Regions from separate parts of the Homo sapiens genome. Here region 2 is linked to region 1. The links are chromatin loops, found by intact Hi-C in ENCODE. Cell type or tissue: Caco-2. All regions are shown on one strand. Each heading gives the region's core, and the rest is flanking DNA. Links, peaks and the distances in the headings are about the cores only. Region 1 holds the start of LOC107986098 (a long non-coding RNA gene). Region 2 overlaps LOC107986098 (a long non-coding RNA gene).

Region 1 (5,379 bases), core at 154-5,153:
CGGCCCTGCACGGAGCATTTTCAAGACTTCCCTGAATTGCTGGATAGAAAAGTTAACAGGACCCTAGAGACCTTGGGCTGTTGTGGGCATCAGAATCCTGGGAACCCTTTTTCGAAATACAAATTCCTGGGACCCCCAACCAGAGCTTCAGAATCCGCAGGCTGGGGCCTGGCACGTATTAAAAGCTCCCCACGTGACTCTATTGACCACCCTGGATGTAAACCAATGATCCAGTTTGAGGCCCATTATGCAGCTGGTAAACAGAGAACCAGGGGTGCAAGTGGCCCCCACATAGTGACCTAGAAGGTCAGTGCCAGGCTGGGACCCCAGCTCCGGCAGCCTCCCTAAGATTTCCTTAAAGTACGTTTTCCCTGCTCCAACGTGTGCCATGAGCTTGTTGGTTTATCAGGCTGAGCTGCTTAACATAAATGAATGGCAACAGCAAATTTCCAGGACAGAGTCACAAAGGTCACCAGACCTTGGTGCAGGACAAGCTGTTCCAATCATACACGTTGCCTATTTTCATCCTCACTACAGGCCAAGAGACAAAACTACAATCATGCCCATTTCACAGATTGGGACACAGAGAACTTGAGAAGACATCTGTTTCAGCTGGGCTCAAATAGAACTAAGTCACCACATCACTGCTGCCTCCACTTCCCTAATAGCTAAGCTCACCTCCCAGGCACCAGTTTAAGCCTTTTACAAAGTCTAGGGTTGTGCGAGATCTATGCTGCACTAAATATACTCTTATTATTCCTATTTAACTCATGATCCACTGACACTAACATATATTGAGGCCTATTATGCAGCAGGTGCTTTGTCAGGTGCTAGTCATTCTTCGTAGCATTTAATTATTTCAACAGAAGGCCCATTGCTCTACCCATTTTAGAGATCAGGAAACCAAGGTTTGGAGAAGTGAGTAATTTGACCAAATTTGCACAGCTGCTAAATGGCACAGGCGCCTATGCTTTGATGCTCTCGTCATAGTATATGGACGGGATGGGTGCAGTGGCTCACACCTGTAATCCCAGCACTTTGGGAGGCTGAGGTGGGCGGATCACTTGAGGCCGGGAGTTTGAGACCAGCCTGGCCAACATGGTAAAACCCCATCTCTACTAAAAAGTACACACACACAAAAAAAATTAGCTGGGCATGGTGGCTCATGCCTGTAATCCCAGCTACCCGGGAGGCTGAGGCACAAGAATCAGTTGAACCCAGGAGGCAGAGGTTGCCATGAGCCAAGATCACGGGCTCTGGCCTGGGTGACAGAGTGACACTTTGTGTCCAAAAAAAAAACAGTACATGGACAGTGTACTGCCTTCATCTGGAGAATGTAAGCTCCCTATGGGCGACTTCCATTCTATATGTAACTTATATACTAATAGACAACTTATAAGCTACTTATCCTAACTAACTTATATATAGTATAAGTGTGGTTTTGCACACCATTTTTGCTCAATGCCAGACCCATGCATAGCGGCGGGCACGCTGTAGGTCTTCCAATAATCCAGTTCAGTGCAATTAAATCCAACTCAACATGACAAAGACTGAAACGTTCAGCCCCTCCTGGAAACAAATAGTACCTGCGGTCCACACCTCACCTTTGTAGCTCCCGGCACTGGGCCCAGCACCCAGCAGGGACTCCTGGGTGACAGCCGTGAATGCTGAATACCGCTTCGAGGGGAGCTGTTTCCTCCGGAGCGTCCTAGGGGAGGATCTACAAAGAGGCCTTTTTGTTTGCGGCTGCGCAGCAAGCCCCCAGCAGGCCTCTGGGGAAAGCTGAGCAGAAAGCAGGCGGGTGGTTGAGCAATGGTGGAGGTGGGGACTGCTCCCCCTGGATCACCCTCCAGCACTACCAGTTCCCTCTCCAGAGCCAGCAACCCCGTGGGCGTCCAGCAGCCCCTCACTCCTGCCAAGCCAGGCAGGAAGCATGGCCTCTGCTTACTCCCAGTCCAGTCCCCTGAAGGGACTTGGTCTAAACCAGTGAGGTGTTTTCCACCGAAACTCTTCAATCAGCTCTTGTCATTCACTGGCCTCTTCTCTGTTTGATAGTGAGGCTTTGCCTTTGGAAAGGTTTTGTTCTGCCCTTCAGGGACACCCAAGCTGGTCCTGAGATAGTGAGTGCAGCGTGGCTTTTCCGAGGGTGTGCTCTACTGTAGAGGGTCTCTACTAAAAATACAAAAATTAGCCGGGCGTGGTGGTGCATGCCTGTAATCCCAGCACTTTGGGAGGCCAAAGCGGGGGGATCACTTGGGGTCAAGAGTTCAAAACCAGTCTGGCCAACATGGCGAAACCGCATTTCTACTAAAAATACAAAAATTACCTATGCATGGTGGTGGGCGCCTGTAATCCTAGCCACTCAGGGGCTCAGGCAGGAGAATCCCCACAGGCAAGTGGAGGTTGCAGTGAGCCGAGATCTGGGTGACAGAACAAGACACTGTCTCAAAAAAAAAAAGAAAAGAAAAGAAAGGCATGGTGGTGGCAGGAAGCACAGGAAATGACTCATGGGCATCTGGGAGGAAGCAGGGCACACTTGAGTGGAGAGGAGGGGTGACCAGGAGGGGAAGACAGGGAGTGCACCCCAACAGCAGGGGCGTCGCAGCAGGGAATGGGATTTCACCGGGAGAGAGAAAATGATTGCCCTGGGTCCTTGTTAATTGAAATACCAAAATTCCCCAGCAGATGGAAAACAAAGGCTTCTAAGAGATTCACTGTGCACCTCATTGGGTCGTATCTGAGACTACAGCGACACGTGTGGCCACCATCAGCACACATCCCATTAATGGTCCACACAAGCACAAATTCACATGGTCCATTCAGTCATAGACTAAACATCCAAATATGTAAGCCTGGCTGGGCATGGTGGCTCACACCTGTAATCCCAGCACTTTGGGAGGCTGAGGTGGGCGGATCACTTGAGGCCAGGATTTCGAGACCAGCCTGGCCAACATGGCAAAACCCCGTCTCTACTAAAAATACAAAAATTAGCTGGGCGTGGCCCAGCATGCCTTAATCCCAGCTACTTGGGAGGCTGAGGCAGTGGAATTGCTTAAACTTGGGAGGCTGAGGCAGGAGAATTGCTTGAACCTGGGAAGCGGAAGTTGCAGTGAACCGAGATTACGCCACTGCACTGCAGCCTGGCCAACCCAGTTGAGACTCCGTCTCAAAAAAAAAAAAAAAAAAAAAAGTAAGCCTATGCTATGGGTTCTTTCTCATCCAGTCTTGATGTCATAAAATATGGGACAAAAAAAAATGTTGTAGCATATTGAAAATTTATCATAAATGTAAACAACAGGAACTGAGTAGAACTCTGTCAGAGGAGACAAACATATATTTCCTTGACCAACAAGACATAGAAAAAGTTAGCAAAGTTTTGATTAAGCCAAATATTTTCTGAATTCCAGGAATTTTTACATAAATATAAAACTGAGTATAAGAGCATTTTTATTTTAATTTTTTAAAATTTTAAGCCCATCCTTTAATATTTTAGAGTAGAATTGGGAAAGTACCCCTCAGTAACAAGGAAAACTGTACAATGGAGTTAATTCAAGTCCTGCTTTTATGTTCGTCACTGAAGAATTCTGTGGCACACTGAAAATTTCGCTTTTATAAGCTTTTTAAAGGAGAGAGAAAGAGAGAGAGACGGATGACTCCAGCTCCATCACCCAGGGTGGAATGCAGTGTCATGATCACGGCTCACTGCAGCCTCCACCTCCTGGACCCAAATGATCCTCCCACCTTGGCCTCCTGAATAGCTAGTGCCACACACAGGCTTGCACCACCATATCCACCTAATTAAAAACAAAAATTGTAGAGATGGGGGCCTCTTGCCGTGTTGCTCAGGCTAGTCTTGAACTCCCGGCCTCAAGCAATCCTCCCTCCTTGGCCTCCCAAAGTGCTGGGATTACAATCGTGAGCCACCACGCCTGGTCTCAAAACTACGTTTTCTTCTATGTTTTTCATTTTATGATAATATCCTGGTATGTTTCCAGTTCACCTACAGAATGGCTCCTCCAAAAAACTATGAAGTACTTATGTTTTGTCTATTTTCTGAAGACAGTGAGGGTGAATATTGTCCCAGGTATAAACCTTTGGAAACATAACTTTCAGGATCCTGCAGGCCCTTTAAATTATAATTCTGTGTTCAAGGCTTGTCTTCTCCAAAAGCAGATGGAAGTTGGCCATGACTTACAATCATCATTGAAATCATGAACCTAAATCTTACACTCTCCACACTCCTTATGCCCCCTCCAAATGTCCCATAAGAGCTCTCAGTTCCTACTTCAGGAAGGAGGGAGGGAGGGAGGAACAAAAGAGGAAGGGAGAGAAGGGAATGGGGAATGGGAGAAAGAAGCAGTTTAGGTTACTTCAAAAGCAGGGCTGGGTGCGGTGGCTCATGCCTGTAATCCCAGTACTTTGGGAGGCCAAGGCCGGCGGATCAACTGAAATCAGGAGGTCAAGACCAGCCTGGTCAACATAGTGAAATCCCATCTCTACTAAAAATACAAAAATTAGTTGGGCGTGGAGGCAGCCGCCTGCAATCCCGGCTACTTGGGAGACTGAGGCAAGAGAATCTCTTGAACCTGGGAGATGGAGTCTGCAGTGAGCCGAGATCGCGCTGTTGCACTCCAACCTGGGAGACAAGAATGAAACTCATCTCAAAAATAAATAAATAAAAATAAATTTAAAAAGCAGATAGCATGCTTGCTTCGGCAGTACATATACTAAAATTGGAACAATATAGGCAAGATTAGCATGGCCCCTGCATTTAAAAATAAAAAATAGGCCAGGTGCAGTGGCTCACACTTGTAATCCCCACACTTTAGGAGGCCAAGGCAGGCGGATCACCTGAGGTCGGGAGTTTGCGACCAGCCTGACCAACAGGGAGAAACCTCGTCTCTACAAAAATACAAAATTAGCCGGGCATGGTGGCACATGCCTGTAATCCCAGCTACTTGGGAGGCTGAGGCAGGAGAATCGCTTGAACCCAGTAGGCGGGGGTTGCGGTGAGCCAAGATCGCGCCATTGCACTCCAGCCTGGACAACAAAAGCAAAACACTGTCTCAAAAAATAATAATAAAATAAAAAATAAAAAATAATTAAAAAAAAAAAAGCAAGTAACATATACTCATTGAACCAGGATTCCTATTTCTAGGAACTCATCTTACATACACACTTGTCCGCTTGTGAAATGATACATGTACAAGATTAAAAGACTCTTTGTATTAGCAAAAAATAAAAATAAAAATTGACAAGAACCTAAAATTTCATCTGGAAGGGATAAATTAATTACAGATTAAATCTGTACTATTAGGAGTTAAACAGGTACAATGGAATACACTGCAGCTATAAGAAAGAATAAAGAGGGTCCGTATT
Region 2 (5,379 bases), core at 293-5,292, 88 kb before region 1:
GGCGGGTGGATCACGAGGTCAGGAGATCAAGACTCTCCTGGCTAACACAGTGAAACCCCGTCTCTACTAAAAATACAAAAACAAAATTAGCGGGGCGTGGTGGTGGGTGCCTGTAGTCCCAGCTACTCAGGAGGCTGAGGCAGGAGAATGGCGTGAACCCGGGAGGCAGAGCTTGCAGTGAGCCAAGATTGTGCCACTGCACTCCAGCCTGGGTGACAGAGCAAGACCTCGTCACAAAAAACAAACAAAAAAAATTATATTGGTGCAAAGTAAAAGCCAACAAAACCTGCTGCATGCCCTAGGAACAACCATTTTGTAATTTTCTGGTAGCTTTTGTAGAGAGACATACTAAGAGAAGTGAGTTATCCTCCAGCTTATGGAGTTTAGATACAACAAACTGAAAAACAACTAGCACCAAAGCAGTCAGGGCCACCCTTGTATTGTGAGCAGCAATTTAATTTCAGCAAAATAACTCCATCCTTAACTTTCAGTTAACATTGTAACTTGGAATTTCAGTGGTTCTTATTTATATGCAGTTTGTAAACGTGTGTTGACTTTACGGTTGTGCTGTGATAGCAGATGTGAGTGAAGATCTAAAGTGGGGTTTCTCAACCTCAACACTACTGACATCTGGGCTGGATAACTGTCTGATGTAGGGGACTGTTCTGTGCATTGCAGGATTTAGTAGCATCCCTGCCCTCTACTCACTAGATGCCAGTAGCAAACATCCCCAAACCACCTCTAGTTGTGACCATCAACAGGGTCTCTACATGAACAGACACTTCGCAAAAGATGACATACATGTGGCCAACAAGCACGTGAAAAAATGTTCAATATCACAATCATTAGAGAAATGCAAATCAAAACCACAGTGAGATACTAGCTCGCACCAGTCAGAATGGTTAGTATTAAAAAGTCAAAAAATAATAGACGCTGGCAAGGTTTTGGAAAAAAAGGAATGCTTATACACTACTGGTGGGAATGTAAATTAGTTCGACCACTGTGGAAAGCAGTTTGGTGATTTCTCAAAGAACTCAAAGCAGAATTACCATTCGATTCAGCAATCCCATTATTGGTTATATACTGAAAGGAATATAAATCATTTTACCATAAAGACAATTGCACTCATATGATCATTGCAGCACTGTTCACAATAGCAAAGATATGGAATCAACTTGGGTGCCCATCAATAGTAGACTAGATAAAGAAAATGTGGTACATATACACCATGGAACACCATGCAGTCATAAAAAAGAGCAAGATTATGCCCTTTGCAGCAACACAGGTGGAGCTGGAAGTCATTATACTAAGTGAACTAACAGGAATAGAAAACGAAATACCACATGTTCTCACTCATAAGTGGGAGCTAAACACTGAGTGCATATGGACACAAAGAAGGGAACAGCAGACACCAGGGACTACTTGAGGTGGAGGGTAGAAGACGGGAGAGGACCAAAAAACTACCTATAGGATAATATTCTTATTACATCAGTGACAAAATGATCTGTATACCAAACCCATGCAACATGTAGTTTACCTGCCCATGTACCCCTGAACTTAAAATAAAATTTAAAACCAACAAAACAAAATAGTGTCTCTAGATACTACCAAATGTTTCCCGGAGGGTAAAATTGTCCCCAGTTTAAAACCACTGACCTAAAATATGTGTTGGGGTCCAGGCAGGAAAGAGATAACATACTCAGGTTGAATAATTTAAGGAGAATTTAAAATAGATACTAGTTATAAAAGTGTAGGGAGGGTATAAGGAAAGATAATTACCAAAGTCCTAAAGGAGCAAAATAAGGGTGAAGCATGTTGGGGGTCAAGGGAGAGACAGAGAGGGAAGGAGGAGAAGGGGGGTGCAGAGATGGAGATAGGGGCACAGATCCTATTGAGAGGACATCCTATTAGAAGCTGAGACCTGCAGGTAAGAGGTAAAGTGATACATTAATGCCCTGACTTCACAGTCTGGGCTCCCCATGAGCTGAACCCAATCAGGTGCCAAAAGACAAGGGAGCGCACTGATAAGGTTCAGACAGGTCAGCCTCCCAGGGCATAGAGCAGAGTGGAGGGAGGGAACATAGTGTAGGTTAGAGGAGCAAACAGAAAACATCCACCACACCTAGTTCTCCAATTTTGAGAATTTAAGAAACGATTAAAAATGGTAGGCAGCCGAGGCCCTGAAGTCCATCGCCGGTCGGTGCACGCTTGTGCAGCACGCACTCCCCGGAGCTGAACCAGGGTGAGTAGAGAGCTGTCAGATGCTATAGCCATATGAAGTTGAACATGGCAGAAGAAGAGGACTAACGTCTGATTCCTTCATTAATGTCCAAGAAGATATCAGACCAGGCTTGCCAATGCTAAGGCAAATCCGGGAAGCCCGTGGAAAAGAAGAAAAGCAACAGGAAGCTAACTTGAAACATAGGCAGAAGAGTTTAAAAGAAGAAGAACAAAAAAGACGTAACATTGGGTTGAAGAATGCACTAGGCTATGAAAACAAAGGGTTTGCCTTGCTCCAAAAGATGGGCTATAAAAGTGGTCAGGCACTTGGCAAGGGTAGGGGTGGTATTGTTGAACCCATTCCTCTCAATATCAAAACAGGGAAAAGTGGCATTTGGTCATAAGGCATCATTAAAACGGAAAGCAGAGGAAAAATTAGAAAGCTACGGAAAAAAGATTCACATGATGAATAACCAAGCTGAAGAAAAAGCTGCAGACCAGTTTCGAATGCGACTTAAAAATAAGCAAGATGAAATGAAGCTAGAAGGAGATCACAGAAGAAGCCAGCAAGTCTGTCAACAATTGGACACCCAGAAAAATATTCAGGTTCCCAGGGAAGCATGGTACTGGTTGAGGCTTGAAAAGGAGACTGAAGATGAAGAAGAAAAAGAACAGGATGAAGATGAATATAAGAGTGAAGATTTAAGTGTACTGGAAAAATTACAAATATTGACTAGTTATTTAAGAGAAGAACTTCTGTATAGTATTTGGTGTGGAACAGCCTATGAAGATAAAGAAGACCTATCTTCAAATTGTCCAGGACCAACTTCGCAGATCATGACTAAGATTATTCCCAATAAACTGGAAACTTGAAAAATGTTATTATTTCCTAGGGATAGACAATTCAGCAGTTAGAAATCCCAAATTTTTTATGCCAGTAAAGAAAGAGGGACTTTATATAATGTTTTGTTCTTTTTGTACTTTAGAATGTGAGAGTTCACTGACTTGAAAAAAATAATGCAATGCCATTTCAGAACACAAGTGTCATAGAGATGGACAGTTACAGTTTATTGCTGTATTGTGATAGGTGAGGGGTTTAAGGACACCAACAGGTAACTCTCTTACTCCCCTCTTCACTTTGGAACAAATTGAGAAATAAGAAACAGGAGTCAGAGGAAGAGAAAAATATCCACTTTATCAGTGAATAAGCTGAAATAGAGAAGGTTGAATTTTTCTCCAATCAGACACTGTAATATTTCTCCCTGATTGGAGAGAACTGCGGGCCTCTGCCTTCTTGGGGCAGAGCTCATCTTTGCATTCTGAGACCAGTTAGCTTTCAAGGTCCACCAAGGGCTGGACCACACATGCTCAGTTCCTTCTTGTATCACCCATGGGATGAGACAGTTCTTTGTTGGGAAGGAATGAATGAGGGTTCAGAGAGCTTTTTCCTACACTTCTCGCTTTGGAGGAGCAAGGAGAAGTTCCCTTCCCTCCATCCAAGCATGAAGAGGAGGGGAAACGTATTCCCCGCAATAAGACTCATGTCAGAGGCAATGTTCCACCAGTACTACTAAATTCTAATCCATTTTACAGACAAAATAACTGTGATAATTTCTGGTAAAATCATGAGTTTTCATGACAATGTCTACATCCATTAAATGTGATCTATTGGAAGTTTTGGCTTTAGAAACTTAAGAATTGTGAGGAAACTCAAATATCATGTGATCCAAGTACTTACTGAATTTGGAAACCCCTTGATAGCATTCCCAGTGAGTGGTAATTCAACCTTTGCTTTTATTCTTCCCTCCACAGAGAGCTCACTGCTTTAAAACCATTCCAGGCCGGGCGCGGTGGCTCACACCTATAATCCCAGCACTTTTGGAGGCAGAGGCGGGCGGATCATGAGGTCAAGAGATTGAGACCATCCTGGCCAACATGATGAAACCCCATCTCTACTAAAAATACAAAAATTAGCTGGGCATGGTGGCGCATGCCTGTTGTCCCAGCTACTAGGGAGGCTGAGGCAGGAGAATTGCTTGAACCCGGGAAAGCAGGTTGCAGTGAGCCGAGATCGTGCCACTGCACTCCAGCCTGGCAACAAAGCAAGACTCCATTTCAAAAAAAAAAAAAAAAAAAAATCCATTATTACTGGGTAGCCCTAAATTATTTTCATTGTTTTCTCTTAAACTGGCATCTGCTTCCCTGTAATTTTACTGAATACAGCTAAGGACATACCATGTGGCATACTATGAGAGAGCTCCATCCAGGGTGAGGCATCAAAATCATGAACCTTTTTAAAAGTTCATATGCTCAGATGTCTCTCTTAGTGACTGATTTTGATTTATCTAGTCTAAAGCAGTTCCTGGATATCTATATCTGTATTTATTTTGAAGTCCCAAGAATGAATGACAAGCACCTGAGGATAAGAACTAGTGCTGAGATTAAGTATGGTGCATCACTAGTCTTTGGATAGAGTTGTGATCACCTGTGTCATTTTATAGCCCACCTTTTAGTTGCATTGAGCAAGAGATCAACCTCTTTTTTTATTAGAAACAGCATACATAAGAAAATCACAAAAACTAACCTGTACTTGCTAGGGTAAGATAATCAGTAGTAAAACTTGTATTAATCTCTGACCTAATATGAGCTAATTCACTTTTCAAGTTTAACTTAGGGGTCTTTACAAAATAATAATAAAAGGATCCCACCCCAAGAGATTCTGATGCCACTGGTCACTATGACTTGGGCATCAGTGGCCTTGATTCTAAAATGCAGCCTAGCTTGAGCCACTAATCTAGTTAACTTCTGGGCCTCAGTTCTTCATCCAGAAAACTAATCATTATTTTTATGAATGTAAATATATATATATATATATGTGTGTGTGTATATATATATATGTGTGTGTGTGTATATATATATATATATCTAAGTTTATATGGTTGGATGCTATTGTTTAATAATTTTTTGGTTTAAAAAAATTATAAAATTGGCTGAGCACAGTAGCTCACTCCTGTAATCCTGGCACTTGAGGAGGCCAAGGCAGGCAGATCACTTGAAGCCAGCAGTTTGAGACCAGCCTGGCCAACATGGTGAAACCCCATCTCTACTAAAAATACAAAAACTAGCTGGGCATGGTGGCACACACCTGTAATCCAGCTA

Evidence for each region. A loop is a pair of places that touch in the nucleus more often than their neighbours do. Peaks named below come from ENCODE experiments on the same cell type or tissue, not always from the same donor. Only the 100,000 strongest peaks of a DNase experiment are listed, where the experiment ranks them.
Region 2: it touches region 1 in a loop (20-fold over the local background); 2 of 110 quality-filtered maps call a loop at or near these places.

Annotation. Positions count from the first base shown.
Region 1 is chr3:73,091,582-73,096,960 of GRCh38, reverse strand. It overlaps LOC107986098 (a long non-coding RNA gene), which reads right to left and starts at 1,727. Exons shown (of 3, transcript XR_001740754.1): 1 at 1,605-1,727. It also overlaps the pseudogene RNU6-557P. In Caco-2, for the core only: a CTCF peak has its summit at 2,724 (motif pointing right); a DNase peak (open chromatin) is centred at 2,750.
Region 2 is chr3:73,180,187-73,185,565 of GRCh38, reverse strand. The region is part of intron 2 of LOC107986098 (a long non-coding RNA gene); the gene reads right to left. It also overlaps the pseudogene GPATCH11P1. Among named protein-coding and RNA genes, the nearest start is that of EBLN2, 120 kb to the right of the region's middle. In Caco-2, for the core only: no CTCF peak of the experiment used is centred there; no DNase peak of the experiment used is centred there.